Linked DNA regions of Homo sapiens: regions 2 and 3 are each linked to region 1. Evidence: chromatin loops called from intact Hi-C (ENCODE). Cell type or tissue: tibial artery. All regions are shown on one strand. Links, peaks and the distances in the headings refer to the core of each region. The heading gives the core; the rest is flanking DNA. Region 1 overlaps LRP5 (LDL receptor related protein 5). Region 2 has its middle 15 kb from the start of LRP5. Region 3 overlaps C11orf24 (chromosome 11 open reading frame 24).

What was found. A loop is a pair of places that touch in the nucleus more often than their neighbours do. Peaks named below come from ENCODE experiments on the same cell type or tissue, not always from the same donor. Only the 100,000 strongest peaks of a DNase experiment are listed, where the experiment ranks them.
Region 2: a loop joins it to region 1, with 2.5 times the contacts of the local background. A loop is called at or near these places in 33 of 110 quality-filtered maps.
Region 3: a loop joins it to region 1, with 5 times the contacts of the local background. A loop is called at or near these places in 96 of 110 quality-filtered maps.

The regions. Positions count from the first base shown.
Region 1 is chr11:68,442,242-68,452,494 of GRCh38, forward strand. It overlaps LRP5 (LDL receptor related protein 5), which reads left to right. Exons shown (of 23, transcript NM_002335.4): 22 at 4,195-4,292; 23 at 6,568-7,034. The coding sequence ends at 6,829. Among named protein-coding and RNA genes, the nearest start is that of PPP6R3, 13 kb to the right of the region's middle. RefSeq lists enhancers at 4,134-4,737, 4,738-5,342, 5,343-5,946 and a silencer at 5,010-5,079. In tibial artery, for the core only: a CTCF peak has its summit at 5,162 (motif pointing left); no DNase peak of the experiment used is centred there; H3K27ac peaks cover 666 bases.
Region 2 is chr11:68,292,766-68,303,018 of GRCh38, forward strand. It overlaps a transcript of LRP5 not described here. Among named protein-coding and RNA genes, the nearest start is that of LRP5, 15 kb to the right of the region's middle. RefSeq lists enhancers at 5,976-6,723, 7,473-8,220. In tibial artery, for the core only: a CTCF peak has its summit at 5,165 (motif pointing left); no DNase peak of the experiment used is centred there.
Region 3 is chr11:68,253,388-68,263,640 of GRCh38, forward strand. C11orf24 (chromosome 11 open reading frame 24) reads right to left here. Exons shown (of 4, transcript NM_022338.4): 4 at 7,951-9,531. The coding sequence ends at 8,258. Among named protein-coding and RNA genes, the nearest start is that of C11orf24, 13 kb to the right of the region's middle. RefSeq lists a silencer at 9,381-9,581. In tibial artery, for the core only: a CTCF peak has its summit at 4,187 (motif pointing right); a DNase peak (open chromatin) is centred at 4,174; H3K4me3 peaks cover 400 bases; H3K27ac peaks cover 3,103 bases.

The DNA of each region.
Region 1 (10,253 bases), core at 1,316-9,315:
ATAACGATTCTTTCACCTTATTCAGATTGACATAAGTGTTTTTTGTTTGTTCTTGAGACAAACTTCCTCTGTCACCCAGTGGGAGTGCAGTGGCACAATCACAGCTCACTGCAGCCTCAAACTCCTGGGCTCAAGCGATTCTCCTGCCTCAGTCCCCTCAAGTAGCTCAGATGGCAGGTGTGCACCATCATGCCAGGCTAATTTTTAAATTTTTTGTGGAGGTGAGGCCTCACTAAATTTCCTGGGCTAGTCTTGAACTCCTGAGCTAAAGTGATCCTCCTGCCTCAGCCTCCCAAAGTGGTAGGATTACAGGCATGAGCCACTGCGCCTGGGCTGACATATGTGTTTTCGTAAGCCCGAAAGATAGCATCTGAAGAGTCAACATTGAGCCTTGCCTTTTGCTGCTAACGATGTATAAAAGCTGCTGTTCTGAGCATTTCGGAGGCTCCCAGCTGCCGTGTGCACCCTGCCTAGAGCTCTACCGTAACCCATCTCCGGGAGGAGGTGCTATTGTTTTCCTCATTTTGCAACAAGGAGGCTGAAGAACTGAGCATGAACCACTGGCCTGGGTCGTTCGGTTGGTAGGCAGTGGGGCCAGGCCATCCAACTCACAACCACCTTCTACTCTGCTTCCCCCGCACCCTGAAGTTTGTTCTGTTTTGAGGACACAGCCGTCACATTCTTGGTGGCTGAACAGCACTCCTTGTCAGGCGTGGCTGGGCCCCCACTGGAGGGCATCATGGTCCTCTCTCCTGCTGCGGTTGAACCTTGGCTGTTTCAACCACTCCTGCCAAGTGGCCCTCTGAAAGGGACAGTCCATCTTTTCTCAGCAGAGGGCCACACTGGCAAAACGGTCCCTGGCACCCTTTCTCTCCACCTGTCTAATATAGAGTAAAAATGGTATCATGTTAAGATCTTCATTTATATTTATTTTATCATGAATGATGTAAGCATCATTTTGTGTGTTTAAGAACCTTTGGGCCCAGCGTGATGGCTTGCAGCTGTAATCTCAGCACTTTAGGAGGCTGAGATGAGCGGATCACTTGAGGCCGGGAGTTTGAGACCAGCCTGGCCAACATGGAGAAACCCCGTCTCTAGTAAAAATTTAAAAATTAGCCGGGTATGGTGATCCCAGCTACTTGGGAGTCTGAAGCATGAGAATTGCTTGAACATGGGAGGCGGAGGTTGCAGTGAGCCGAGATCGCGCCATTGCACTCCAGCCTGGGCGACAGAGCGAGACTCTGTCTCAAAAAAAAAAAAAAAAAAGAAAAGAAAAGAAATTATCAATCTCCTCTTTTATGGCATATATATATATATATATATATATATATATATATATATATATTTTTTTTTTTTTTGGTTATGTTCAGAAAGGCCTTCCCTGCTCTGATCATAAAAAACAACTTATTTTCACACTCTCTCTCTTTTTTTTTTGAGACAGAGTTTTGCTCCTGTTGCCCAGGCTGGAGTGCAGTGGCGCAATCTCAGCTCACTGTAACCTCCGCCTCCCGGGTTGGAGTGATTCTCCTGCCTTACCTTCCCGAGTAGCTGGGATTATAGGCATGCACCACCATGCCTGGCTAATTTTGTACTTTTAGTAGAGACGGGGGTTTCTCCATGTTGGTCAGGCTGGTCTCGAACTCGCGACCTCAGGTGATCCACCCACCTCGGCCTCCCAAAGTGCTGGGATTACAGACGTGAGCCACCATGCCCAGCCCACACTCTCTTTCTTAACGTCCTCCTCCTTTCGTTTTACGTTCACATCTTTAATTCTTCTGGGATGTAATTAGATTTGATGAGCAAGGTGGGCATCCAGCTTGTTTCTTGGCTGATGGCTTATGGGTGGCGTGAATTAGTCGGGGTCTATCAGGAGGCAGAAACTCTATGAGAATTTGAACAGAGAAAGTTCCGTCTACAGGCTTATTACCAGGGACTGGAATAGCAGAAATTGAACAGTGAGATGTACAGAGAACTCTAAGAATGCAGGAATAGGCCAGGCATGGTGGCTCACACCTGTCATCCCAGCACTTTGGGAGACCAAGGCGGGTGGATCACCTGAGGTCAGGAGTTCGAGACCAGCCTGGCCAACATAGTGAAACCCCATCTCTACTAAAAATACAAAAAAATTAGCTGGGTGTGGTGGCGCATGCCTGTAATCCCAGCTTCTCGGGAGTCTGAGGCTGGAGAATCACTTGAACCTGGGAGGCAGAGGTTGTAGTGAGCCGAGATCATGCCATTGTACTCCAGCCTGGGCAACAAGAGCGAGACTCAGTCAAAACAACAACAACGCAGGAATAGCAGATGAGCCGAGTGGCCTCCCCAGCCCCCACCCCCCACCCCCCACCCTGGGCCGAGATCCAGTCCTCTTTGAATAGGGCCTGGCCGTGGTTCACGGGACATCTGAGACATTGCCGAGGCGCTGCACTGGTGGATCTTGCCAGAAGTCTGCCCAGTGCAGATTTGGGCAGAATCTCAAACTGCCTTGGGATGTAGGAGAGAAACCAGGCCTGGTCAAGTTCATGGGAAGAGGTGGAAACAGACCCCATAGGCTGGGGCTTGGGCAGCTGTAGGAAGCCCTCTCTGCTGCCTCCCTGCCTGCTCTCTGCTTTGAAGCATCTTCCCCAGTGCCCCCAGTCTCATGCCCTCTCAACGTTGGGGTCAAATCCTGAGGAATACCCAGACTGGCTCTCTGGGCCAAAGAGGACCCTCTCCAGAAAGAGCAGGGCCCAGTGCGGCTTCCTAAAGGGCAGGGGAAGGGCCTGGCCACTCCCCAGAGGCTACTCACCAGCCATCAGGATAGCCCCAGGAAGCAGGCCTTCTCGAGCCCATTTTATTACTTTATTTTATTATTTTATTTAATTTTAAATTTATTTTTTGAGACAGAGTCTCACTCTGTTGCCCAGGCTGGAGTGCAGTGGTGCGATCTCAACCCACTGCAGCCTCTGCCTCCAGGGTTCAAGGGATTCTCCCACCTCAGCCTCCCAAGTAGCTGGGATTACAGGTGCCCGCCACCACACCCGGCTAATTTTCATATTTTTAGTAGAGATGAGGTTTCACCATGTTGGCCAGGCTGGTCTCGAACTCCTGACCTCAAGTGATCCGCCCGCCTCGGCCTCCCAAAGTGCTAGGTCAAGCCCATTTTAAAGTTGAAGAAACTGAGGCTGAGGTAAATTCCCTCCCCAGGGATCCTGCTGCAGCCAGAAGGTGGTAAAACAGGACTTCACCCGGGTCTGTCTGGCGTGAAAGGCAGTGTTCTTGTACCACCCTAGGGGGCCTGAGAGAACTGAGTCCCTCGGGCATAACTGACAGTTCTGTTCCCATTATTCCGCAGGGGCTCGGATCTGGCTGTATGCTTTCCAGGATGGCCTTGGAGACCCACATAAGCCCTACACCCTTTGGGAAGCTGCATGTTGGGTTGGGGTGCCGTCAGTGGCACTTGTGGAAGGTGCAGACCTGTGTGGGTGTGTGGGCCCAGGGCCCCTGGTCCCTTCCTCCCTTTGTAGGGCTGGTTGTGTGCTGCCTGGACCTGGGGGGCACGTTCACGTGGTGAATTTGTCTATTTACTATCCCCGCTTTGGGGCTGGTGCCAGCACAGGCCCTTGTGAAGGGGGTGCCTTTGTCTGGAGTGGGACTGTGGCCCCTCCCTCAGCGTGGTGACTTCTGTGTCAGGGCTTCAGCAGGGACGCAGAGCCCCTGAGTGTTCGGAACAAGGGCGTCATTGCAGGAGTTAGACTGTGTGTGATGGAGGGAGGAGGGGCAGGAGGAAAGGTCAGAAGGAGAGTTCCTGGGAAGGTCCCTGAGGAGCCTGGTGAGGTGCTAACTGGTGTGGAGGACACTCAGGGCCTGTGGGGACATCTCCTACTGCTGGGGGCCAGCCACAAAGGGAACTGGCCGAAGTCCTGTCCCCGCCTTCACAGCCCAGCATCTGGTCACAAGGCAGGTACTTGGAAGGGCGCGGGCACCTGGGCCAAAAGTGCCTGGGTTCCCTTTGCCTTTCACTGAGATGACCTTCGGGGCAGGTGGCTGCTGCCTCCCCTCCTGTCCCCAGGTTTTGCCAACTGGCCAGAGGAAGGGGTCCTGGGAAGCAGGGGGGCCAGAAGCCCTCTCTGCAAGGAAAGCCCGAGGGGTGTGGGAGGAAGGAAGGAATGCCCAGGCTGGCGAGGCTCTAAGTCACCCTGGCTTGGCTCTCCTCAGATCCTGAACCCGCCGCCCTCCCCGGCCACGGACCCCTCCCTGTACAACATGGACATGTTCTACTCTTCAAACATTCCGGCCACTGCGAGACCGTACAGGTAGGACATCCCCTGCAGCCCTCCATGGCCATTGGGTTCCCGCCAGCCCGTGGTGGAGGGGCCTAATCCCCATGCCACTGATGAGGGGAGGTATTCTGGGTGCTAGTGGGCAGGTGCCGGGCCCAGCCCTGCCTCCCTCTGCTCTGCCAACCACACTAGGCTGCCTCCCCAGACAAGCTCAGCGGGCACTGCATGTTGGGTTCAGAAATCAGCAGAACTCCACGTTCTGAGCTGCTCTTCAAGTTGCTCCTATGGGGGTTACTTTTAAGCTGGGAAATGGCTGTGGCGTCGAGGGGCCGGGGGCTTGGGCTCCAGAGTCTGACTGTGTGTTTGAGTCCGGCTGTGGAAACCTAGCCATTGAGATGCCCCCTCTTGGTGGCTCTGTCCTCTTAGGATGGGACAAGTCTGTGAAGGCTGCTGCAGCACCCACCGTAGACCCCTAATCGTGTGACGTCACCAGGATGGTCCGGGCTGCTCACTTGCCACAGTGGCCTGTTTGAGCCCGGGAAGCCAACGGGGCTGCTCAGCTGGACACCAGCCCCCCGAGCTGCCCATGTTGGGGTCACAGGCCCCACCTCCCTGGTTGGGGAGGGGCAACTGAGAGTGTGGAGAGGTGGGACCCAGGTGTGCTGGTCTCCGCAGGGGCTGGATCAGAGCCTGGGATGGGCAGGGTGAGCCTCCTGACCTTTAACCCAGTGGTGTCAGGCAACGTGGCCCACCCGCCAGCCGCACCAGGCCCCACCCCCGCAGGTGAAGGGGTGGGATAGGCTGGGCCTGGGCCAGGACACCTCTGGACCACGCATTCCTCATTGCTTGGGTCCCTGGAGCAGCAGGGCCTCCCGAGTGTGGTGCCGCCTGCCACCTAGTGGCCATTTCCACGAACTCCCAGGCCTGGCTGGGGAGCCGGAACTGCAGCCTCCATTTCCACCCCACTCCGGGTCGGGCCACCTCCCTGATGCCTCAGTATTATATCAAACTGTCACAGTCTGTCCCACAGCCTTACAGACCACTGTCTCCAGAATGGTCACATCCACACTGGGCAGCCCAGTCTCGCTAGTTCCTCGTCCCACCTCCTGCCTTTGCTCATGCCCGTCCTGCTCTGGGCCCACCGCGGACACATCTTCCCCCCGCCCGCCGTCTGACCTCACAGCAGCTGGGCCCCAAGAGGAGTATCCTGTCCTGCTGCACTTTTCTCAACACCCGGTGTTGGCTGCACCTTCCCACCCATTGCAGGCCCCTCTGTGACAGGACGGGGGCTCCTAAACACACCACAGTTCCGAGTCTGAACTCACACAGTGGGATGCGGCGTTTCTGGGCCACAGTTGGGTGCAGGTAGCCTCTGGGAGGATGGGAGGTCAGGAGCCATCTTGCGAGTCAGGTTGCTTGAACTCAGGATGGAAGTGTTCCGGGCCCATTGGTTGCTGTATTAGCCTGTTCTCACGCTGCTAATAAAGACATACCCAAGACTGGGTAATTGTAAAGGAAAGAGGTTTAACGGACTCACAGTTCCACCTGCCTGGGGTGGCCTCACAATCATGGTAGAAGACAAGGAGGAGCAAGTCACATCTTACATGGCTTCAGGGAACAGACAGCATGAGAACCAAGCGAAAGGGGTTTCCCCTTGTAAAACCATCAAGTCTAGTGAGATTTATTCACTACCACGAGAACAGTATGGGGGGAACCACCCCCATGATTCAATCATCTCCCACTGGGTCCCTCCCACAGCACGTGGGAATTATGGGAGTACAATTCAAGATGAGATTTGGGTGGGGACACAGCCAAACCCTATCGGTTGCCAACATTTACAGTAACAGTGTTAGGTGAACAGTTGTCCAGTCTCCTGTTTTGTCGGACACTGTTTCTAGCACCTTCCAGGCAGAATCTCATGTATCCTTCACTTTCGAAATGGGTACTATTTCATCCCCACTTTTATCAATGAGAAACTAAAGCTCGAAGAGGTCAAGTAAGTTCCTGGCCAAGGTCAGCTAGCAGGCTCTAGAGGCCTCGTTCTCCTTAGAGGCAGCCTTGCCAGGGCCCAGGCTTGGCAGGCTGCAGGGCAGGTGCGGGCATGCCCATGGTAGAGGTGGGACCATTGAGGCTCAGAGAGGGTAAGTGATGAGCCCTGGCGACACAGCGGGGTGGGTCCAGAGTCCGGCCTGCATCTTCTGGAGCTGGCCAGTGGACAGGCCTTTCCCGTTCACAGCCCCGGGGCTGCTGTGCCCACCAGGGCGGATGTGCCTACCGAATCCCACTCCTCTGTGTGTGTCCCTTTCAGGCCCTACATCATTCGAGGAATGGCGCCCCCGACGACGCCCTGCAGCACCGACGTGTGTGACAGCGACTACAGCGCCAGCCGCTGGAAGGCCAGCAAGTACTACCTGGATTTGAACTCGGACTCAGACCCCTATCCACCCCCACCCACGCCCCACAGCCAGTACCTGTCGGCGGAGGACAGCTGCCCGCCCTCGCCCGCCACCGAGAGGAGCTACTTCCATCTCTTCCCGCCCCCTCCGTCCCCCTGCACGGACTCATCCTGACCTCGGCCGGGCCACTCTGGCTTCTCTGTGCCCCTGTAAATAGTTTTAAATATGAACAAAGAAAAAAATATATTTTATGATTTAAAAAATAAATATAATTGGGATTTTAAAAACATGAGAAATGTGAACTGTGATGGGGTGGGCAGGGCTGGGAGAACTTTGTACAGTGGAGAAATATTTATAAACTTAATTTTGTAAAACAGAACTGCCATTCTTTCGTGCCCTGTGTGCATTTGAGTTGTGTGTCCCCGTGGAGGGAATGCCGACCCCCGGACCACCATGAGAGTCCTCCTGCACCCGGGCGTCCCTCTGTCCGGCTCCTGCAGGGAAGGGCTGGGGCCTTGGGCAGAGGTGGATATCTCCCCTGGGATGCATCCCTGAGCTGCAGGCCGGGCCGGCTTTATGTGCGTGTGGCCTGTGCCGTCAGAAAGGGCCCTGGGCTTCATCACGCTGTTGCTGTTCGTCTTCCTCAGATTCTTAGTCTTTTTTTTTTTTTTTTTTTTTTTGAGACGGAGTCTTTCTCTGTCATCCAGGCTGGAGTGCAGTGGTACAATCTCAGCTCACTGCAAGCTCCGACTCCCAGGTTCAAGTGAGTCTCCTGCCTCAGCCTCCCGAGTAGCTGGGACTACAGGTGCGCGCCACCACACCCGCCCAGCTAATTTTTGTATTTTTAGTAGAGATGGGGTTTCACCATGTTGGCCAGGATGATCTCGATCTCTTGACCTCGTGATCCGCCCACCTCGGCCTCCCAAAGTGCTGGGATTATAGGCATGAGCCACTGTACCCAGCTGACTCTTAGTCACTTTTAAGAAGGGGACTGTGCCTTCATTTTTCACTGGGCCCTGCAGAATATATGCCTGGGCTCTGGGCTCTTCTGAACCTGTGTTGGCTTCCATCTGACCTCTCTGTGCCAGCCCAAGGCTGCTGCTCTTCCTGAGGGCAAGGAGCCCCATGACTGCGTGTTGACTCGCTGGATGGGGCTGCTGAGCCCACTCTGCCACACCACGTGCCCCTGGCAGGGAGGGAATCCCTGGGTCCTCACAGGAACAGTCAGCAAGCCACACCTGACGCCTGCTGTGGGCCCATCCCTGCGGTGCTGGAGAAGACAGACAAGGCCTGGTCACTGCCTCTGCAGGGTCCCCAGTCCGTGGAAGGAGACAGTAATCTAGGCATTTTCGGTGGGGAAGCTGAGCTGTTCTCGTGTCCTGAAGGCCAGGCGGGAACAGCCGTCTTCAGAGGGAAGGGAGAAAATGCACATCGCATCAGTGGAGAAGGGCCTGACTTCCCTCAGCATGGTGGAGGGAGGTCAGAAAACAGTCAAGCTTGTTGCTGGGTGACAGTGCATTTAATAATCAAAATATAGGCTGGGTACGGTGGCTCATGCCTGTAATCCCAGCACTTTGGGAGGCTGAGGCAGGTGGATCACTTGAGGCCAGGAGTTTGAGACCGGCCTGGCCAACATGGCAAAACCTCAACTACTAAAATACAAAAACTAGCCGGGCGTGGTGGTGCACGCCTGTAATCCCAGCTACTTGGGAGGCTGAGGCAGGAGAATTGCTTGAACCTGGGAGGCGGAGGCTGCAGTGAGCCGAGATTGTGCCACTGCACTCCAGCCTGGGCAACAGAGCAAGACTCTGTCTCAAAAAAAAAAAAAAAAAAAGCAATACAAAATACAAATATCACTTTCACTAAAAGAAGGGATGGAAGACCCAAAACAAACAGAAAACAACAAAATGGCAGGAGTAAGTCCCCACTTATCAATAATAACATTGACTGTAAATAGGCTAAGCTCTGCAATCAAAAGAGTGGGCCAGGAGCGGTGGCTCACGCCTGTAATTCCAACGCTTTGGGAGGCTGAGGCGGATGGATCATTTGATGTCACGAGTTTTAAGACCAGCCTGGCCAACAAGGTGAAACCCCATCTGTACTAAAAATACAAAAATTAGCCAGGCGGTAGTGGCACGCACCTGTAATCCCAGCTACTTGTGAGGCTGAGGCAGGAGAATCACTGGAGGCTGGGAAGCGGAGGTTGCTGTGAGCCAAGATGGAGCCACTGCACTCCCACCTGGGCGACAGAGTGAGATCCTGTCTTAAGAAAAAAAAGAGTGGATGAATGGATCAAAAAACAAGACCCAACCATCTCTTGCATACAAGAAACACACTTTACCTATAAAAACACACTAGGCCAGGTGTGGTGGCTCACACCTGTAATCCCAGCCCTTTGGGAGGCCTGACTGGCAGATCACCTGAGGCCAGGAGTTTCAGACCAGCTTGACCGACATGGCAAAACCCCATCTCTCCTAAAAATACAAAAAAACAAAAAAAAGAAAAAGGCTGGAAGTAGTGATGTGTGCCTGTAGCCCCAGCTACTTGGGAGGCTGAGGCAGGAGAATTGCTTGAATCCGGGAAGTGGAGGTTGCAGTGAGCCAGGATGGTGCCACTGCACTCCAGCCTGGGTGACAGAGCGAGACCCTGTCATAAAAAAAAAAAGAAAAGAAAAGAAAAACGAGAAAAACAAACACAAAATTAGTAGAAGAAAAGAAATAATAAAGATCAGAACAGGCCAGGCTCATGGGCACAGTGGCTCAACTCCTACCTGCTCAGGAGTTTGAGACCAGTCTGGCCAACATGGCAAAACCCCATCTCTCCTAAAAATATGAAAAAAAAAAAATAGGCTGGATGTGGTGATGTGTGTGTGCCTGTAGCCCCAGCTACTTGGGAGGCTGAGGTGGGAGAATCACTTGAGCCCAGGAAGTGGAGGCTGCAGCGAGTCATGAATGCACCCTGCACTCTAGCTGGGTAACTGGAGTGAGATTCTGTCTCAAAAAAGCAAAGACCAGAGCAGAAATAAATGAAATGGAAATGAAGGAAACAATGCAAAATGATACAAAAAGTTTTTTCGAAAAGATAAACAAAATCAACAAACCTTTAGCCAGATTAAGAAAAAAAGAGAGAAGACCCAAATAAATAAAATCCGAGATTAAAAAGGAGACATTACCACTGATACCACAGAAATTCAAAGGATCATTAGAGGCAACTATGTGCAACTATATGCTAATGAACTGGAAAACCTAGAAGAACTGGGTAAATTTCTAGACACATACAACCTATCAAGATTGAACCATGAAGAAATCCAAAACCTGAACAGGCCGGGCACGGTGGCTTACGCCTGTAATCCCAGCACTTTGGAAGGCCTGAGATCAGGAGTTCGAGACCAGCCTGGCCAACATGGTGAAACCCCATCTCTACTGAAAAAATATAAAAATTAGCCGGGCGTGGTGGCGGGTGCCTCTAATGTCAGCCACTCGGGAGGCTGAGGCAGGAAAATCACTTGAACCTGGGAGGCATAGGTTGCAGCGAGCCGAGGTTGCACCACTGCACTCCAGCCTTGGCGACAGAGCCAGACTCCATCTCAAAAAAATTA
Region 2 (10,253 bases), core at 838-8,837, 150 kb before region 1:
GTAGTCCCAGCACTTTGGGAGGCCGAGGCGGGCAGATCACCTGAGGTCAGGAGTTTGAGACCAGCCTGGCCAACATAATAAAACCCCATCTCTACTAAAAATACAAAAAATTAGCCGGGCAAGGTGGTGGAGCGCCTATAATACCAGCTACTCAGGAGGCTGAGGCAGGAGAATTGCTTGAACCTGGGAGGCGGAGGTTGCAGGAAGCCAAGATCATGCCACTGCACTCAAACCTGGGTGACAGAGTGAGACTCGGTCTCAAAAAAAAAAAAAAAGGCATGGGAGCCAAATTTCAAGGGCTCCTAATGACCAAGGTCGGATGGAACAACTGACTAACAAAATAATGATAGGATTCAATTGCAACCCAAAGAATAAAACCAATATCCACAAATCCATGTTGGTATAAACAACTGAAACAAAATGAATAAGTGAGGAAGAAGCATATTAATAAAGGTTGAAGGAATGAGAGAAACAGAAAATTACCATTAGAACTCCACAGTAATACTTGCTATAAGCGAGATCCATAGATGAATGCTAAACTTAGTGAGCCGAAGTTAAAGCAGAAACAGGATATTTGCATAGTCTCAAAGTATTTCCCCTCAGACATTCAGTAATTAAAAAGGGAAAAATAGTAACTTTCTAGTGGAGAATCCTGGCAGACAGCACCTTCACGAAATGCTCCAGGTTAGGGTCTCCGGCGGTATAAACTGACATTACAAACCCTCTGATATGATGCATTGAGCTTGCACATCGAGGCGGTGGCACCCTCTCCAATAATGCATGACCTCGATCTAATCACAAAAAACTTCAGGCAAACCCAAACTGAGGGCGTTCTACAAAACAACCGGCCAGTATTTTTCAAAAGTATAAAAAAATGAAAGTCATGAAAGACAAAGAAAGACTGAGGAACTGTCACAGATTGGAAGACACCAAAGAGAAATGACAACTAAATATAATGTAGGATTCCGGATTGAACACTGGAAGAGAAAAGGGGAGCAGTAGAAGAACTGGTGAGATCTGAACAGCTTCTGCAGTTTAGTTAATAGCATTGTGCCCAGGTTGATTCTTAGATTTGACAATTGTTCTGTAGTTATGTAAGATGTTAACATAAGGAGAAACTGGGTTAACATAAGGGGGAAACAGGAACTCTCTGTACTATTTTTGCAAATCTTCTGTAAGTCAAAATTATCTCAAAATAGAAAGTTAAAAAAAAACACAAAAGAATGGCCATTTTCAAAGTAATCAAAAAATTCAACAGATGTCATATATACAAATAACAGCCAATTAGGAAATAATGACAAATGAAAAATATTTATTAACAAACAACCGGAAAACATGCAGAATATCTAGGAATACATTTTATAAGAAATAGCAGGATATCATGAAAAAAACTGTAAAATTCTGTTGATGCATTGAAAAAGGCTTGAATACATGAAAAGCTATATTGTGCTCTTGGATAGGAAGACCTAAGAGTCTAAGAGTCTCAATCCTTCAGAATTTTTTTTTTTTTTTCACAGAGTGTCACTCTGTCACCCAGGCTGGAGTACAGTGGCACGATCTCTGCTCATTGCAACCTCCACCTCCTGGATTCAAGCGATTCTCCTGCCTCAGCCTCCCAAGTAACTGGGATTATAGGTGCACGCCACGACCCCCGGCTAATTTTTGTATTATTATTATTATTTTTTTTTGAGATGGAGTCTCACTCTGTCGCCCAGGCTGGAGTGCAGTGGCGCGATCTTGGCTCACTGCAAGCTCCGCCTCCTGGGTTCACACCATTCTCCTGCCTCAGCCTCCTAAGTAGCTGAGACCACAGGCGCCCACCACCACGCCTGGCTAATTTTTTGTATTTTTAGGAGAGACGGGGTTGCACCGTGTTAGCCAGGATGGTCTCTATCTCCTGACCTCGTGATCCACCCACCTCGGCCTCCCAAAGTGCTGGGATTACAGGTGAGCCACTGCGCCTGGCAATTCTTGTATTTTTAGTAAAGACCGAGTTTCACCATGTTGGCCAGGCTGGTCTCAAACTCCCAACCTCAAGTGATCCACCTGCCTTGGCCTCGAAAAGTGTAGGGATTACAGGCGTGAGCCACCGTGCCCAGCCCTTTCCTAAGTTAATGTAAAAATTCAGTATTTTTCAACCAAAATCCAATAGGGCTTTTTCTGCAAGGGGAATTTGATAAAATGATTCTAAAATTTATCTGGAAGAATACAAATAGGAGACAGGCCAGAAAAATTCTAAGCAGCAGCACAATTTTAATGTTAAAATGGATTATGATAGATGATAGATGGCCATAATGATGTAGATGCCAACAGTCAGATCAATAGCATAGAATACAGACATGTCAAAGTGTCCATGGGATTTTAGTAAATGACAAAAAGTGGCATTTTAGGCCAGGCATGGTGGCTCATGCCTGTAATCCCAGCACTTTGGGAGTCCAAGGTGGGAGGATCGCTTGAACCCAGGAGTTTGAGATCAGCCTGGGCAACATAGTGAGACCTCTGTCAATACAAAAAGTAAAAAAAATTAGCCAGACTCACACTTTAGTCCCAACTACTCAGAAGGCTGAGTGGGGGGATTGCTTGAGCCCAGGTGTTTGAGGCTGCAGTGAGCTATGATCACTCCATTGTACTCCAGCCTGGGTGACAGAGTGAGGCCCTGTCTCTAAAAATAATAAAATAAAATAAAATAAAATAATGAAATAAAAAATATAAAATAAAATATAAAATAAAATAAATAAAATAAAATAATCTCTGCATATGTACCTAGAAAGAAAAAAGCCTGAAAGTAAATAAAAATGTTAATAGCAGTGAGATCTGAGCTGTGAAATTATATACGCTTTTTGTTCTTTGTCCTTTCTTTTATTTTCAAACTTTTCTGCAATAAGAATGTATTAATTTTATAAGCAGAATACAAATAAATTCCAGGCCAGGTGTGGTGGCTCACACCTGTAATCCCTCCACTTTGGGAGGCTGAGGCAGGAGGATTGCTTGAAGCTAGGGGTTCAAGACCAGCCTGGGCAACAAAGTGAGAACCCAGTCTCCACAAAAAATAGAAATAAAAATTAGCTAGGTATAGTTGGCGTGTGTCTGTAGTCCCAGCTACTCAGGAGGCTGAGGTAGGAGGATCATTTGGGCATAGGAAGTCGAGGCTGCAAGGAGCTATGATTGTGTCACCGCATTCCAGCCTGGGCAACAGAGTGAGACTCTATCTCTAAAGATAAATACATAAATACATACATACATACATACATACATTCCATTATCTTAATTAAAACCATAAGCACTGGCTTCTGTTTCTCCAACTTTCAGCCTCACCTTCAGCAACCTTACTGAAAGGAACACAGGGCTGTCCCAGGCCATTTGCACATTTCCTGGACACTTCCTCAGACCGAGCCCAGCTTATTGAGCTTATTGGGGCTGGCAAGGGGTGAGTGGGTGAGAATCCTGATTGCATCTCTTCTGCCCACAACTTATCCACCGCTGAGGGTCCTAAGCCACTAAGGAGAGTGTAGGCCAGGCCAACGGTGGAATTCTGCCCAGAACTTTTCTTCCAAGGAGATCCGGCAAACCTGACGGGGGTTGTTGGGGAGGGTAGGCCATCCCTGAGTGTCTATCGTCAGCCCCCACCCTGGCTGAGGGATGTGAGAGGGAGTTAACATGAACTCTCTTGACTCTACATAGGTGGCTCCAGCAGCAGTCTGTGCAGGACCCTGTGAGCAGAGCCGCAGGTGCATATCTCAGCTCCTGGCTCTGCAGCTGACGCAGGCTGTGGCCCCAGGCCAGGCGCTTCACCTCTCTGAGCCTCAGCTTTACAGAATGGGTTGGTTACAGAGCTACCTGCTGGGGTGCCTGGGTGCTCAGTGGCTAGCACAGATCTGCAGATGTCCAGTCTCTGATGTTGGCCAAGGGAAAATGTGCCCGCCTGTAAAATTGCAAGCAGACCAGGAAGCCTCGGTCCTGAGAAGCTGTCCCAGTCCTGAGAAGCTCACAGGCTGGGGGGACTCTCAGAAGCAATCATGCAGGGAAGTGCTCAGCAGAGGCAGAAACCCGGAGGACGGGCTGGGCAGAGCCTCACAGGGGCCCTGACTCTCAGCTGGGTGGAGAGGCAGGGCAAAGTATTCAGGGTACAGGGAGTGGCACTGCGAGGCACAGCGGCACGAGGGTGACAGCAGGCCCAGGGAGGGCTCAGCAGGAGGAAAGCTGGGCTGTGTTAAACCAGGAACAGGAGGAGGTGCGAATGCAGTCACCGGAAGCAGGTCCGATGAAGAGGCCTCGAAGTCCACCCCACAGAGTCAGGACTTAACTTTGCACACAATCTGCCAACTTGGGTGGCAGAAGTTATTCCCACGCAGCAGTGCCAGGCTTGGACGAGGACTCACCCAGGTGGTAATGAGGGCCCTCCTTCGAGCTCAGGCCAGGAAGCAGCAGCCCTGACCACCGCTGCTAACCCAGCCTGGGGCCCTCTGTGTCCAGTAATACTTCATATTTGCTACCCGGTCATCTTACTTAATTCCCAGCACAGCCAAGCTAGGCAGCTATCATTATTCCTGCTGGCACAGGTTAGAAAACTGAGGTCTCTGCTGGGTGCGGTGGCTCATGCCAGTAATCCCAGCACTTTGGGAGGCTGAGGCAGGAAGATCCGGTGAACTCAGGAGTTTGAGACCAGCCTGGGCAATACGGCGAAATCCCGTCTCTACAAAAAAATACAAAAATTAGCCGGCTGTGGTGACACATACCTGGGGTCCCAGCTACGCAGGAGGCTGAGCTGGGAGGATCACTTGAACCTGGGAGGCAGCAGTGAGCCAAGATCGTGCCACGGCACTCCAGTCTGGGCCACAGAGCAAGACCCTGTCTCAAAAAAAAAGGAAAAAAGGAAAAACAGGTTTCCAAGGGTTCAACAACCCGCCCAGGGCCATGCAGTGAGCGGGAAGAAGGGTGGAACCGTGTCCAGTGATCTCGGAGCCCACGTTCTTTCCCTTCATCTTAACAGCATCCAGTGTGTGCAGCTGCCACTCCCCTGGCCACGTCCATCTTCCACGTCCTCCCACGCAGCCCCCTCCGCCCTCCTCCCCGAGTTTCTTCTTCTTGGCCTGGGACGGATACTGAGCGCCGGAGAGAGCCCGGCCGGGCGGGACGCTGCTGCCCCCTCGTGGCCGCACGTGTTACCGCAGGCGGCCCATGGTGTCTGGGTCACTCTGGCCCTCCCGGGCTCAGCCTCTTCCAAGAACGGCCAGAGGGTTGTGTGGGGAGCAGTAATAACGAGGTTCTCAGCTCCACGCCCTGCTCGCCGAGGAACCTCGGTCAAGTCACTTGCCCTCGCCTCAGTTTTCCCCTCTGTCTAATGGACATACATTAAGACCTTGAAGGGCTATTAGGAGAACTTAATAGGCGAGTAGGGGCTCAGGGGTGCGCCTGGGGAACCTAGAAATGGGGCTTGAGAGAGCTCACGCTGCAGCTTCCGGCTCAGCGAGGGCAGCGAGAGGGCCTGTGATCTGTCCCTTTCCTTGTATGGTGAAAACAAAGTCCGGGTGCAAAGTCCGCTGCAGAGTTTGTTGACTTTGGGGCGAGGGCTCTGGCATCAAAGGCACTGCGTGCCCTGTCCACTGCTCCCGAGGCCGCCGCCCACTGTGATCTTTGCTCCAGTGGCCATGGGATTGTTTGAGAATTACCAACATGTAGGGAAAACCTGCGATCCTGGCCTGCAGAGGGAGGGGAGGACCCCTTTTGCCAGGCTCCCCCAAACATTGAGCTCTCAGCTTCACCAGCTGCACCCCATGGGGTCTTCTTTGCCAGCTTTGGCGAGGGTCTGTTCCTCACTGCGCCAATGCCCCGGCATGTGATCTTTGGGCTCAGTGCCAGGCCCAGCTATCCTGCTGGCACAGTAGGAAGCCAGAAAAGCCCCTACCCACTCCTGCTAGAGCCTAGGGGCTGCTGTTCCCTCTAGGACTCCACCAGGGAGCAGGAGGGGCCTTCACGGGGCTGGTGCAGACCTAAGACCTCCCACGCTTGCCCTCAGCCAGAGCCCTGAGACCCACACCCTCCTCTGCCACCTCCAGAAAAAGCCTCCGGTCCTGGGCACCTTTGATGACTTCCTTTCCCATCCGTGCTGCTGGAGATGTCTACACTAGGAACTCACTGGGATGGAGCTGTGTCCTGCAGGAAGGGCGGGGTGAGAGCCGGCCAGTGTCTGAGCTCCAGGAATGGCAAAGAGGAAGCTGCACAATATTTCCCAGGTCAGAGCCCTCCTTAGGGACATCCGCCGTCCCGATCTTGCCCCTACAGCCTCTCTACCTGAAAGTCCCTATCCCCCTCCACACTCCACCAACCAGCTGCCCCTGGTCCCAGACTTGGACGTCCCAAGTCCATGCACACCCCTGCCTCCCCTCGGAGCTCCCACCACAACTTGTGGATGGGCACAGTGGGCAGGGCCTGGAGGCCCCACCCTGCTGTGAAGCTGGAGGGAAGGGGCACGTGGAAGGGCAGTGCTGGATGCAAGGGACAGCTTGGGGACTGGAGGGGCTTGGGTGGAGGCTGCTGGGAGAGGAGTAGCAGCTCAGGGGGAGGCTGGAGGTGGCTCAAGGGGACAAAGGAGGGGCCCAGCGTGCTGAAGGCTGCAGAATCTAGAAGACAGATGCAGCGGGGAATGGCCTTAGCAGGAGGTGAGGGCGGGAGGCAGCCAGTGTAGACAGTGGGGTGGAGTCCTCAGTGTAGATGGCAGGGTGGAGTGCTCAGTGTAGACAGCAGGGTGGAGTGCTCAGTGTAGACGGGGGTGTAGAGTGCTCAGGGACCCTGAGGAAGAGCTGAAGGGGAAGGGCCAGTCTTTTTTTTTTTTTTTTTTTTGAGACAGAGTCTTGTTGCCCAGGCTGGAGTACAGTGGCGCAATCTCAGCTCACTGTAGCCTCCAGGTCATGGGTTCAAGCGATTCTCCTGCCTCAGCCTCCTGAGTAGCTGGGATTACAGGCACCCACCACCACACCTGGCTGATTTTTGTACTTTTAGTGGAGATGGGGTTTCACCATGTTGGCCAAGCTGGTCTCAAACTCCTAACCTCAAGTGATCCGCCCGCCTCAGCCTCCCAAAGTGCTGGGATTGCAGGCGCGAGCCATCGCGCTCCGCCTTTTTTTGTTTATTTGTTTGTTTGTTTGTTTTTTGAGACGGAGTCTTGTTCTGTTGCCAGGTTAGAGTGGAGTGGCGCGATCTTGGCTCACTGCAACCTCTTTCTCCCAGGTTCAAGCGATTCTCCTGCCTCAGCCTCCTAAGTAGCTAGCCACCATGCCCAGTTAATTTTTTTTTTTTCAGTAGATACAGGGTTTCACCATGCTGGCCAGGATGGTCTCAATCTCTTGACCTCATGATCCGCCCACCTTGGCCTCCCAAAGTGCTGGGAGCCACCCCAAAGTACAGGCATGAGCCACCGTGCCTGGCCAGGCCTTTGTTTTTAAGAAGGGAGAATCCCGTGGCGTTTACAAGCTGAGGAGATGGAGCTGGCCGAGGATGAGTGAGCTGGAGGGCTCTATGCAGGGGTGAGGGCCTGGAGGAGGACAAGGGAGGGGATTAGCCTGGGTTCAGATCCCAGCCTGGCCACTTCCTCGCTGCATGACCCTGGGCAGGGCCATCCCTGTTCTGGCCCTTGCTGTCTCTGGAATTGGTTTGGAGGAATCAGGGGCATTAAGGTGGGACATTCTGCCTCCATTTTGCTTCAAGTACTGAAGGCCTCAGACAGCAAAATAGATGCCCCTGCCCAGGACTCCAAGCTTCAGGGGGCCCCACTTCTGCCCCCATGTGGCCCAGGGGATATGCCCTCAGCACCCAAACCCTCTTTCCAGGCTTTGCACCAAGTACTTGGACCCCAAATTCCCTGCCCAAGCCGCAGAGGCCATACGGATGCCTCCCTCAGACCCACCACAGGGGGACCTCGCCCTTGGTGGGGGCCGGGGGAGGTCCATGGTCCAGCTCCTCTGTCACCGTGCTCCAGCACAGCACCTCAAGCAGTCCAGAAAGTTCTACATGGAGCCGCCTTCCAGGTGTTGTGGGATGTATCTGTCCAGCCAGGGAGATGGGGTGCTCTATTCCATCACTTGTTGGCTGATATATACATTTATTTTTTCTTTACAGTGACTATCCATTATTTTATTTTATTTTAATTAATTCATTAATTTATTTTTTTTTTATTTTTTTGAGAGAGAGTTTCGCTCTTGCTTTTGCCCAGGCTGGAGTGCAATGACGCGATCTCGGCTCATCACAACCTCTGCCTCTCGGGTTCAAGCAATTCTCCTGCCTCAGCCTCCCTAGTAGCTGGGATGACAGACGTGCACCACCACGTCTGGCTAATTTTTTTGTATTTTTGTTAGAGACAGGGTTACACCATGTTGGCCAGGCTGGTCTCAAACTCCTGGCCTCAGGTGATCCGCCTACCTTGGCCTCCCAAAATGTTGAGATTACAGATGTGAGCCATCCCTGTCAGGGCCACTGCACCCAGCCTCATAATTTTATTATCTAGATTCAAAATTTGTTAAGGTTTTGCTACCTTTGCCAGAAATGTAAATATTGAAGGTACATTGGGCTGAGTGCAGTGGCTCACGCCTGTGGTCCCAGCTACTTTGGGAGGCTGAGGCAGGAGGATTGCTTGAGCCCAGGAGGTTGAGGCTGCAGTGAGCTGTGATTGTGCCACTGCACTCCAGCCTGGGCAACAGAGCAAGACCCTGTCTCTAAAAAATAATAAATAAATAAAAATAAATGTGATGTTGCCAACAGCATGATGCTTTCCATGAGAGTTCAAAAGAGATCTCCTGAGAACATTCTGCCACAGAAACAGAATCATTTGTCACACCTGCAAAATACTAACAATTCTTATTTATTTATTTATTTTTTTTTTGAGATGGAGTTTCACTCTGTCGCCCAGGCTGGAGTGCAGTGGTGTGATCTCGGCTCACTGCAAGCTCCACCTCCCAGGTTCACACCATTCTTCTCCTGCCTCAGCCTCCCGAGTAGCTGGGACTACAGGCGCCCGCCACCATGCCTGGCTAATTTTTTTTGTATTTTTTAGTAGAGACGGGGCTTCACTGTGTTAGCCAGGATGGTCTCGATCTCCTGACCTCGTGATCCGCCTGCCTCGGCCTCCCAAAGTGCTGGGATTACAGGCGTGAGCCACCGCTCCCAGCCCACAATTCTTAATAGCATCAGATCTATTTTTAAGCAGGACATGATCAATCAGCCTATGTCTTTCATCTATTTTTGCCTGGAAAAATCCCTCTACCTTTTTGTAAATGGCATTGATGTGCTGAGGCATGGTTTAAGACTTGTGAGTGGGGCCAGGCACAGTGGCTCACGCCTGTAATCCCAGCACTTTGGGAGGCCAAGGCGGGCAGATCACTTGAGGTCAGGAGTTCAAGACCAGCCTGGCCATCTCATCTCTACTAGAAATACAAAAAATTAGCTGGGCGTGGTGGTGCCACCTGTAGTCCCAGCTACTCAGGAGGCTGAGGCAGGGGGATCACTTGAACCCAGAAGGCAGAGGTTGCAGTGAGCTAAGATGGCACCACTGTACTCCAGCCCTGATGACAGAGCAAGACTCCATCTCAAAAAAAAAAAAAAAAAAAAAAGACTTGTAAGTGACAAGCCCGGTCCTGGGGCCTGCTCTGTGTTCCTGTCCTGGGTTCCACCCATGCTTGCGGGGAGGGGGCCTGCAGAAGGAAACCTGACTCCACCAGCCCCAGAGTGACCAACTTGCTCCTGTTTGCTCCAGACTTTTGCAGTTTTATTCCTGAAAATGCCCCCTCAGTTCTAGGTAAACCAGGATGGTCGGTTGCCCTAGTTAGCCCACCATCCACCTTGAGAATCTAACAGCGGAGTGGGTGAGGCGGGAAGGAGAGAGAGGCTTGGGGACTTGTCCCTCTCTTGTTCATCTCAGGCCTGGCAAGAAAGGACATGTGTCCCCTGGAGATGGGTTGGGGGCATGACACACATGTCTGGTGTTTGCTCTGATCAAAGGCAAGGCTGTGGCTGCAGCTGTCTGGCGGGCCGTGGCGCTGAACAGGTGGCCTCGCTGGCACAAGCTGCCCTTCCCAGATGATCAGGAAAAGGTGTGTTCCCGGGGACCAGATGCTTCTGAGCAATGTCCAAGGTGCCCACAAGAGCCTGTGAGGGATGACTCAGCACTGGGAATCCATAAACCCACAAGGCCCCAGAGCCAGGTCATGGGGTGCTGGGCCTCCTGGGATGGCCTTTCCTACTCCCTCTGTTCCTCCTTGAGG
Region 3 (10,253 bases), core at 676-8,675, 190 kb before region 1:
CTGACCTCAGGTGATCCGCCCACCTCGGCCTCCCAAAGTGCTGGGATTACAGGTGTGAGCCACCGCACCCGGCTGCATCTTTAGCTTTAATGCCACTGCCAATTGCCCTGCAGAGTGAAGCTCCCGAGTGGGGCCTTAGAGCGCCATTTTTCCTGTCCCTGTTGACTGCCTGTCACTGTCACCATCTGATTTCCCCACTGTAACTCCTGGAAGGCAGGAAGCATTTCCTTTGCATCTTTGTGTCCCAGAGCTCAGCCCAGGGCCTGGCACAGATCCCAAGCTATGCACATCCTTCCTTCTCTGTCCACATCCTCCCCTTTTTTTTGAGACAGGGTCTTCTCTGTCACCCAGGCTAGAGTGCAGTGGTGGGATCATAGCTCACTGCAGCCTCAACCTGCTGGGCTCAAGCCATCCTCCTGCCTTATCCTCCCGAGGAACTGGGAGTACAGGCATGTGCCACCATGCCTGGCTAGTTTTTATTTTTTGTAGGGATGGGGTCTTGCTATGTTGCCCAGGCTGGTCTTGAATTCCTGGGCTTGAACTAACCTCTGCCTCGCCTCCAAAGTGCTAGGATTACAGGCTGAGCCACTGCGCCTGGCCCACAACCCTTTCTGAACAGCTGGGCTGTGACAGCCCACTAGGGACAGCCTTGTGGCTACAGTGGACTGGATCACAGAGGACCTGGGCGTTGGACAGGCAGCTTAAATGGGCTGCTGTTGGAGCCAAGGTTACAATCAGAGCCCCTTGGGGAAAGCAGAGCCTAACAGCTTCGGGAGGTAGGTCCTCTGCAGAGAGGAGCAGAGATGGGCAGAGAGCAGAGGGAAGGAGAGGAGCAGACGCACGGCCCCCAGGAGGCCCGGCTCTCATTCTGTCTTTGCAGCAAATCCCCGTCTTGGGACGGCCTGAGGTTTCTGTTCCTTGTAGCCACAGGCTCCCCAAGACAAAGAGCTGCTCCGTGTTCGTGGACCTGTTCTCTGGATCTTTCAGATGCTGAGTTGGGGGGTCTCCCAGAGATTCAGGAGAAAGGCCAGAGGCTGGGGTGGAGTCTTCCTTCTTCATGCATTTCCACGTATAGGGCCCCCGGAATCTCATGTGCTGGGCCTACCCGCCTGGCGCCACTCCGTGGTTCTCTCTGCTCACCTGACGTCTTCGTGCCTGCTGCCCTCCTGCTGTGTCCTGTCCAAGCGGGCATCTCTACAGTCAGCAAAGCGGGACCAGGCCCCTGCCGTGGGCCCTGGCTCATAAAAGACAGTGAGTTTTTCACTCTGAAGTCCAGATTGCCCAGCGGGGCTCATCTTGTGCTTCAAGTACATTCAGCGTGTGCCCGGAGCACGCAGCACTGGTGAAGTTGGGGTTCAGGAGTCAGGTGGACTGGGCCCACCCCTTACCTTGTGTGTGACCTTGGGCAAGTCACCTACCTCCCCTGTTGTCTATTTCCTCATCTGAAAGTGGGCTTAGAAATGGTTCCCGCCACGTGGGGAGGCGGTGAAGCACTCTACCAGTCCTGTGGGGACCTTCCCTGTGCTTCAGACTCACGGCCAGTGTCTGCCTGGCATCCAATAGGCATCTCTGCCTTCACAACCCACAGCAGGACTCTTGATTTCTGGGCCACCTTCTCTCCAAATCCTTCTGTACCCCCTTATCAAGAGACAGTATAGGCCGGGCACAGTGGCTCACACCTGTAATCCCAGCACTTTGGGAGGCTGAGGCGGGCAGATCACTTGTGGTCGGGAGTTTGAGGCCAGCCTGGCCAACATGGTGAAACCCTGTCTCTACTAAAAATACAAAAATTAAGGGGGCATGGTGGCAGGCGCCTGTGGTCTCAGCTACTCTGGAGGCTGAGGCAGGAGAATTGCTTGATCCCAGGAGGCAGAGGTTGCAGTGAGCCAAGATTATGACACTGCATTCTAGCCTGGGTGACAAAGTGAGACTCTGTCTCAAACAAACAAAAAAAAGAGGCAGTATGGTCTAGTGGTAAAAGCATAGAAGCTGGGGTCACCTACCAGCAATGTGACATGTGTAACGGTGGGCAGGTTCATGAATTCCCCAGGCCTTAGTTTCCCCTCTAAACGGGGGGCTGATGATGATGACATACTATCTCGCAGGGCTGTGGTGAGGATGAAATGAATTCACGTGTGAAGCACTGGGAATAAAGGTTCACCCTTTCCCTCCCCCCGAGAAACGATCCCTCCACCATTCCACCTTCTCAAACCAAAAATGCAGGGGTCACCCCGGCTCCTGCCGTGGGCACGTGGATCGTACATAAGGAAGCAGTGCACGTTCTGCTGACTCAGCCTCCAAAGTGGCCCCTAGGGTCCTCGGTTTCTGTCCATCTGTGTGAACACACCCTGGTCCAAGCCAGCCTCCTCACTCCGCGGATGACCGAGCCAGCCAGGCCTCTCTATCTGCAGCCAAAGTGATCGTGTACTTATGAGATAGAAGTTGAAACTCTTCCTCCCCTCCTCCCTCCCTTCCATTCACTTTTTCTTTTAACTTTTGGGTTTTTTGAGACGGAGTCTCACTCTATCACCCAGGCTGGAGTGCGGTGGCGCAATCTCGGCTCACTGCAACCTCCACCTCCTGGGTTCAAGAAATTCTCCTGCCTCAGCCTCCTGAGTAGCTGGGATTACAGGCACCTACCTGCCACCACACCCAGCTAATTTTTGGATTTTTAGTAGAGATGGGGTTTTGCCATGTTGGCCAGGCTGGTCTCAAACTCCTGACCTCAAATGATCCACTCAACTCGGCCTCCCAAAGTGCTGGGATGACAGGCATGAGCCACCAAGCCTGGCCTCTTTTAACTTTTGATGATGGAAATTTCTAAACACACACAAACATGGAGAGAGTGGGAAACAGACCCCCCACTTCCATGAAGCCATCAGCCATGCTGGATGGATGGCAGCCACATGTGTCTTGTGGCACGATTCTCTTGCCCCCTTCTCCTGATGTGGAAGCATTTTAAAGCACACCTCAGACAGCCTATGACTTCAGCCTCAAGCAACAGAGTCATCTTTTAAACTCTGAACTGGATAACGTGACTCCCTGTGCATTCCTGGGCTCTCCCGCTCCTCCCCCGCCGCTGTCCCCTGGGACCGGCCTGTCTCTTTCACTCTCCCCAGGGCCCTTCTCTCCTCACACTTGTGGCCTTGGATCTGTCCTGGGGGCTCCGCATTGCTGGCCTCTCTGCCTGGATCCCGCATCTCCCTGATTTTTCATCTGTGTTTTTACTGCAAATGTTTGGATTTTGTTTCCTGCTCACAGCAGGAGGCCATCGGGGATTGCTGTGCAGGGGAGTATTAGGAGCTGAGTTGTGTTTTTAAAATATCCTCCGGCTGCTGTGTGGAGGATGAGTAGGGCTGGGGCGGGGAGCAGGAAGACCATCACAGAGAATTCAACGTAGTCGAACGTAGTCCATATTCTAAAAAGTATCGGCTTGTGTCAGCCACTGCGCTGGATCTTGAAGCAAAGCTGTAGATACGGAAATTGTGGCTGAGTATGGTCGTGGTTTGTCCCAACTGACCCAGCTGGTGGGTTTTGGGACCGAGGCCCGGGGGGCTGCCTGTGAGTTCATTGCATTCTCCCTGAACTCGTGGATTCCTTCTGGTGGGAGACAGTTACAGGCGCAAATGACCTAATACCACCTAGAACAATCCATCCCATAGTGGAAGCCGAGCCCCCCTGGCCTGGAACAATCGAAGAGGGCCAGAGTTCTCTGGTGTGGGGTAACGGCAAGACTCCCTGCTGTCAGGGGAGCGGGCTAAGGGGTTTCCACCTGCAAACATGGAATGGTAGGCGCAGGGGGCCGGAGGGTGGGATGGTGTCTCTAGCCAAGGCCAGCACCAGGGCTGGTGAAATAGGCTGGGAGGGGCAGGACGTGGTGGCTCACACCTGTAATCCCAGCACTTTGGGAGGCCGAGGCAGGAGGATCACCTTGAGGTCAGGAGTTCCAGACCGGTCCGGCCAACATGGTGAAACCCCGTCTCTAGTAAAATACAAAAACTTAGCTGGGCGTAGTGGCAGGCGCCTATAATGCCAGCTACTCAGGAGGCTGAGAATCGCTTAAACCCGGGAGGCAGAGGCTGCAGTGAGCCAAGATGCACTCCAGCCTGGGCAACAAGAATGAAACTCTGTCTCAAAAAAACAAAAAACAAGAAGGCTAGGAGGGAGCCTTGCCCGCCAGGGGGAGCCCTTGGACTTCCTCTACCAAGAGATGCGGCCCTGCTCCTAGAGAAACTGGCTGGCTCGAGGCCATGCCCTGTCGAGCTCGAGGCCATGCCCTGCCGGGGCTCTCAAGGCTTTGGAGGAGCCTCTGCTCCCTACGGCCGTGGTGTGCTCAGCCACGCCCAACATTTGCAGACAGATCCGGTGTGAATGCTCAGCTCTCACGGCTTTGGAGGAGCCTCTGCTCCCTGTGGCCATCGTGTGCTCCTGAGCCACGCCCAACATTTGCAGACAGATCCAGTGTGAATGCTGTGCTGCCATTTGCTTGGTGGATGACCTCGGCCAAGCAACCTGGCCTTTCTGTGCCTTGGTTTCCTCACTGTGAAGGGACGAGAGCTCCTTTTGGGGCCAAGCCCCGAATTGGACTCTCACTTCTGTTTGGCCTTCTGGCACCTTCTGTGTGGACTCTCACCCATCAGTTAGGGACTTTGTACCTCCTGTGTGTCAGTGCTGTGCTAGGCCCCGGATGAGCCACTGCCCCTGCCGCAGGAACAGAAAGCCTGAGGGGGGCTCTGAGCTCTCTGAGCTCCCCAGGGTGGAGGAGGCACCTTCTCTGAGCCCACCCCTCACCTTCATTGTGTTCCTCACAAGGCAGGTCTCACCCACCGCACCGGGGGCTCCTGGGCCACGTCATCTCTGAATCCCCATTGGGCTGGCAAACAGTAGGTGCTCACTAGGCACCTGATAAAGTGAGTTGAATGGGACTTTGTGTAGGCCAGGATGGCACCTGGCTTATCTTGCAGTCTCGTGTCCTCCAAGGCAGGGAGAAGAAAGCCCGGAGCCCCTGGATTTGGACAGGTCTGCGACGGGGGCGCCTTGAGCTCTGTTTGGCTGGGACTCACCACAGGGGGCTGCATTGGGCCTGTAGTGCTGGGCAGAGGAGCTTGGGGCTTTCGGCAGGGACGGGTGTGGTTAGATTTGTGTTTTGACGGGTCCCTTGCCGCAGGGTGGAGAACGGATGAGCCAGGCTGTCTGGGAGCAGAGTGGGCAGGCAGTTGGTGGTGGGCCCAAGGCCGGGCAGCAGCTGGGGTCAGGACAGGGGAAGCGGCCGGAGTACTGAAACCTTTAGGATGGCCAGTTGGACTCAGGGGGAAGCACAGGTTTCTAAATCTGTTAGCCCACGTGGGGATGCCATTAGGTACAGGGAGGACCCCTGGGGCCAAACACACTCCTGGGGGCCGATGCTGAGGTTGGCCTTGGATGCTGAGTTTGAGGCACCTGTGGTCCAGGAGGAACGCCATCCAAGAGAGAACAATGGCAGGGGGTTTGGAATAGGACCCCCAAGGATGGAGGGGGAGAGTGTGACCAATGCTCTCAGAGGATAAAAGAATTCGGAGACTGGGTGCGATGGCTCATGCCTGGAATCCCAGTGGAGGCCGAGGAGGGTGGTTCACTTGAGATCAGGAGTTTGAGAGCAGCCTGGCCAACATGGCAAAATCCCATCTCTACTAAAAATACAAAAATTAGCCAGGCATGGTGGCATGCACCTGTAATCCCAGCTACTCGGGAGGCTGAAGCAGGAGAATCGTTTGAACCCAGGAGGTAGAGGCTGCACTCAGCCGAGATCGTGTCACTGCACTCCAGCCTGGGTGACAGAGTGAGATTCTGTCAAAAAAAAATTGGGGGCCCTGGCTGGGGCAGGGGGACTGACTGGCTGACTCTGCAGATCCCTGTGGCCCACTCCCTGGATGTAGGGGTGCCAGGCAGAGGCCGTTAGTCACAAGCTGAAGGCCAGCACTGCAGGTTACTCTTCATCCTACCTCCCCAGAAAGGAACGAGGTGCCCACAGTCTATGAGAACACCCCCCAAGCCACAGCTCACACAGGCCCAGGGTTCTGGCTCTCCCAGGGGAGGCTCAATGAGCCAGGGTGGAGAGCTGACCCTTAGCAGGCTGGTCCTCGCCTGGGCCACTGGGGTGAAGTCAGGCAGAGGAAAGGGCATCCTCCACAGCTCCGATTGTCTACCCATGGTGGGCAGAGCTGCCCATTCCGGGCAGACGGTGTCTTGTCAGATTCAAGGACAATGCTGCGAGCTGGCCTAGAGCTCAAGATGGCAAGGGAGACAAGCCAGGGGCTGGAACCAACCACCTTCCCAGCCAGCGCCAGTGCCTGTAGTTAAGCATGCAGATGCGACTCCGATGTGTGATGGCCAGGAAAGGAGACAGTCAGGCACAAGCTCTGTGGAGTGTGGCTGTCAGTCCAGAAGGCCTGACTCAGGCAGTGAAGGCTGGGAGAGGGGAAGGGGCCAGCAGGACGTGACAATGAGAAAGAAAAGGCTGGGGAAGCCGGGGTGCAGTGAGGGAGAAGACAGGAGGAGAGGACTGGGGGGCAGCTTCTGACCCATTCTCCCCACTCCATATTTTCCCAGCCTCGGCTTTGAAGTTACTTCAAATGGTTTGGGAGTTACCGTCTTAGCCTTTTATCCCAGGCCCTTTGACATCCTTTTTGGAGATGAACTTAAATAAGAAGCTGGCCACCCAAACCTAGCCCAGGGAGATCTTGGTGAGTGGGAGACAGGAGATTCCGGACAAAGATCAGCTCTGCCTCAGCGCCAGGTGGTTGAGAAGCCACAGCCAACTCCACAACCACTTTTGGGTGGGGCCCCATGCTGCCATGTTTACAGCAGATGCTGCTCTGTCTCTCCCCATTTCCCAGAGGAAGAAGCCGAGCTCCAGAACACTCTATAGCTTGCTCCAGGTCTCAGCAGCCGCAGACCTGGCCTGAGAACATGGCCTTACAAGATGCCCTGGCCACGTGTGGCCCATCAGCTCTTGCTGCCTTGGGCAGGTGGGCAGATGAAGGACCAAAGGCCAAGCTCAGGCTGGGCAGGTGGCAAAGGAACCTAGTTAAACAAACAGCTGGGACTCTAGGACCAGGGCTCAATCCTGACTCTGGGCCTCCAGGAGTGACTTTGCTCTGTGCCTCAGTGGTCCCGTCTTCAAAATGGAGATTGTGATGCTGATCTCCTGGGGCTGAGGCAATGCAGCAGGTCACACATGTGCAGCAGGTTACACACACACAGTGGGTTGCACTCACGCAGCAAGTTACACACGCACAGCACATTACACACGCACAGATCACACACACGCAGCGGGTCACACACAGGTTACACACAGTAGGTTACACTCACACAGCAGGTCATACACAGCAGGTTACACTCACACAGCAAGTCACATTCACACAGCACAGGGACAGGGCAGGCATGTAACAAGCACAGAGCAAGTGCTGGCTGGATGTTCAGGATGGGAGCCTGGAATCCAGGGGAACTGGCCTAAGGAGCAGGCTCCGGGGTCGAATCCCAGGACTGGCCCTGGGGTCCTGGGTTACCTGGAGCAAGGGACTTGCACTATTCAGGACTAGCAATAGTGACCCCACCTCATGAGCAGGGCAGGATCAGATTCTGTTCTGCGCAGGTTCAGGCCGAGCTGGCCACACCACGGGGGTGATGTGTTGAATTTAGCTCCTTCACCCCTAAGGCTGGCTCCAGGAGGTTCATCGAACAGGTCAGAAAAAGGATTAAAGATGCTGGCTGTGGCCTCCTCTGGGGCCCAGGAGCCTCCCAGCAAGCACCAGGGCGGGCGTGGGTACCAGGGAGAAACCCAAGTCAGTGGCAACGACACAGTCAACCTCCAGGGTGCGGAGTGATGGTGCACATTCACAGAACAAAACCCTGCCACGTGCACGGCAGAAAGCAAGGCTCCCCAAGGAGCAGGATGCACCCACACGATTGTGGCGAGCAGTCAGTACTTTAATTCAGGTCAGGCTCCGACACCTGGGGAGACGGGGTCCTGCCCGCCCCACCCTGAGGTGGAACCCCCAGCTGCTCCTGGGCACAGAATCATTTACAAAAATAAATATGAAAAAAGCAGCAACTCTTTAGTGATCATGGAATTAATCTGACAGCAATTAAATGTGTTTAAGCATCTGGCATATCTCCTCAATTGCACCAAAAGAATTTGGAAGCACTTGGTTTGGTCTCAAAGGCAAAAGGAAAGGACGAGGAAGGGGCCAGGCCTCCCGCCAGGCCCCCGCCCCCCTCACATTTCTGAGTCCGCATACATCCCGTTGATTAAGTAGTCCACCTGGGTGTAGTCCTTCTTCTTGTAGCTCTCATAGGCCTGCAGGGCAAACAAAACCAAGACTGTGATGAAAAGGGTCACCCCGAGTAACAGCACCACCAGAAGGAGAGTTTTGTCTACCACGGCCTGGGTGAGGGGCTCAGTGGTGACCACCATGTACTGGCCTTGGGTGCTGGGCTGGCACGAGTCCGTGGCTGGCATCTTAGTGCCCCCTGAGCTCCTGGGTGTTGGCCCAGTGGAATCAGTACCTGGTGTGGCTTCAGTCTCTACCTGCTCCGGTGCCTGGGATGTGCCTGGCCCAGCGGCCCTCTGGGTATATGGCATGGGGCTTGGCTGTGTCGTGGGGGACATGGCCTCCATCTCAGGGATTGGGCTGGTGTGAGGTACTGGCACTGGGCTGGCAGTTGGCTCCCTGGCTTGTGCCTTGGTGGTGGTCACCACTGTGGGGGTGGGGGCGGGCTCTGGGGTTGTGTTTGAGGGCATGGGTGTGGATTTATTTGTTGTGTTAACCACAGGCTGGTCCACTGACACCTGGCTAATGGGACCTTGTGCTTGGGGACGCATAGGGGGTACAGGGCTTGCCGCGGTGTCACTGGGCATGTGCTTGGAAGGACTTGGACGAGTGCTCATGGGGCTGCTTGTGTTTGCTGTGGTCGCTACAGTCTGAGCACGTGTGGCCAATGTGGCCAGGGTTGCTGTTCTTGGCAACGCGCTGCTCTTTGGCACTTGTGCGAGGGCTGTGCTGAGAGATGGATGCCCAGTGGCGGTAGTGGACGGGGTCCGCCCTGTGGAAGTGGACGTGGGCGCGGGGAGTGCAAGTGTCATGGGAGTGCTGGAGGCCGCAGTCATACTGGAGGCTGCAGTCGTGGGAGCAATGGAGGCCACAGTTGTACTGGAGGCTGCAGTCGTGGGAGCACTGGAGGCCACAGTCATACTGGAGGCCGCAGTCGTAATGGAGGCCGCAGTCGTACTGGAGGCCACAGCCGTGGGAGCAATGGAGGTCACACCATCAGCTGCACCTCCTGAAGTTGCTGGTTCACTCACATCTGTCCTGCTTGTGTCCTCTGTTGTGACTTCCATAGAGTTGAGGTGGGCTGCCGAAGTCCCTTTGGTCAATGTGACAGGAGAAGCTGCTGCCATGGTTACATCCTCAGACGTTTTATTATCAACTGTTTCCACAGATGCATTCCTCTTGACTAATCCCTTCCACATTTTGTTAGGGACAAAGTTGCCTTAAAGTCAGAAAAAGGAGAAAAAGAGAGACAATCATGTTCAATCCTGCACAGGGGGATTGCTCAGGGATCGGCTTCCACCCAGGCCTGTGGGGCCCCCTCCTCAGCCCAGCCAGAGTCGGGGGAGGTGATGTGCGAACATGCTTCCTCCCCATCTCTCTTCCCACTGTTGGCATGCAGCTCATTGAAAAAGCCCTTGTCAATTTGATTTTAAAACTCCTTTGCCCTCTATGAACCCCCTGCCCATTGAAGGCTTCAGACCTTCACTATTTGATCCAATTCCCAAAACATCAGAGTAAAAGTCTCACACAACAGGTGTGATTCACCATTAAAAGCCCACTGAACGCACACCCAGGTTTACAAAGCAGATAAACTGCACAGGTATTCACATCATAAAAGAACGCTTGGCTTTGTGAAAGGATTCACTGCAGGAATTCTTGGAAATGAATGGCACAGAGTGGGAACGCAGTTAAAGATCTGATGTATGAAGGAATCAATTCCCCAGTGAAGATTCAATTTAGAGATGACATCAAATCTTGCAGGCCAAGCGAGCAAACCTTTCAGGGCTCAGCTGCCTGGTCCTGCTAGGGGCTCTTTGCCCACCATGGCCCTGGAGAAGGAAGGTTGGCCTGACAACCCTTCCCTGTGCGGCACCTGGGAGGGCTGCGGTTCCTGACGCGTTGGCCTGGGTTTGCAGATGCTGCTTTCAAGGGCTCAGCATG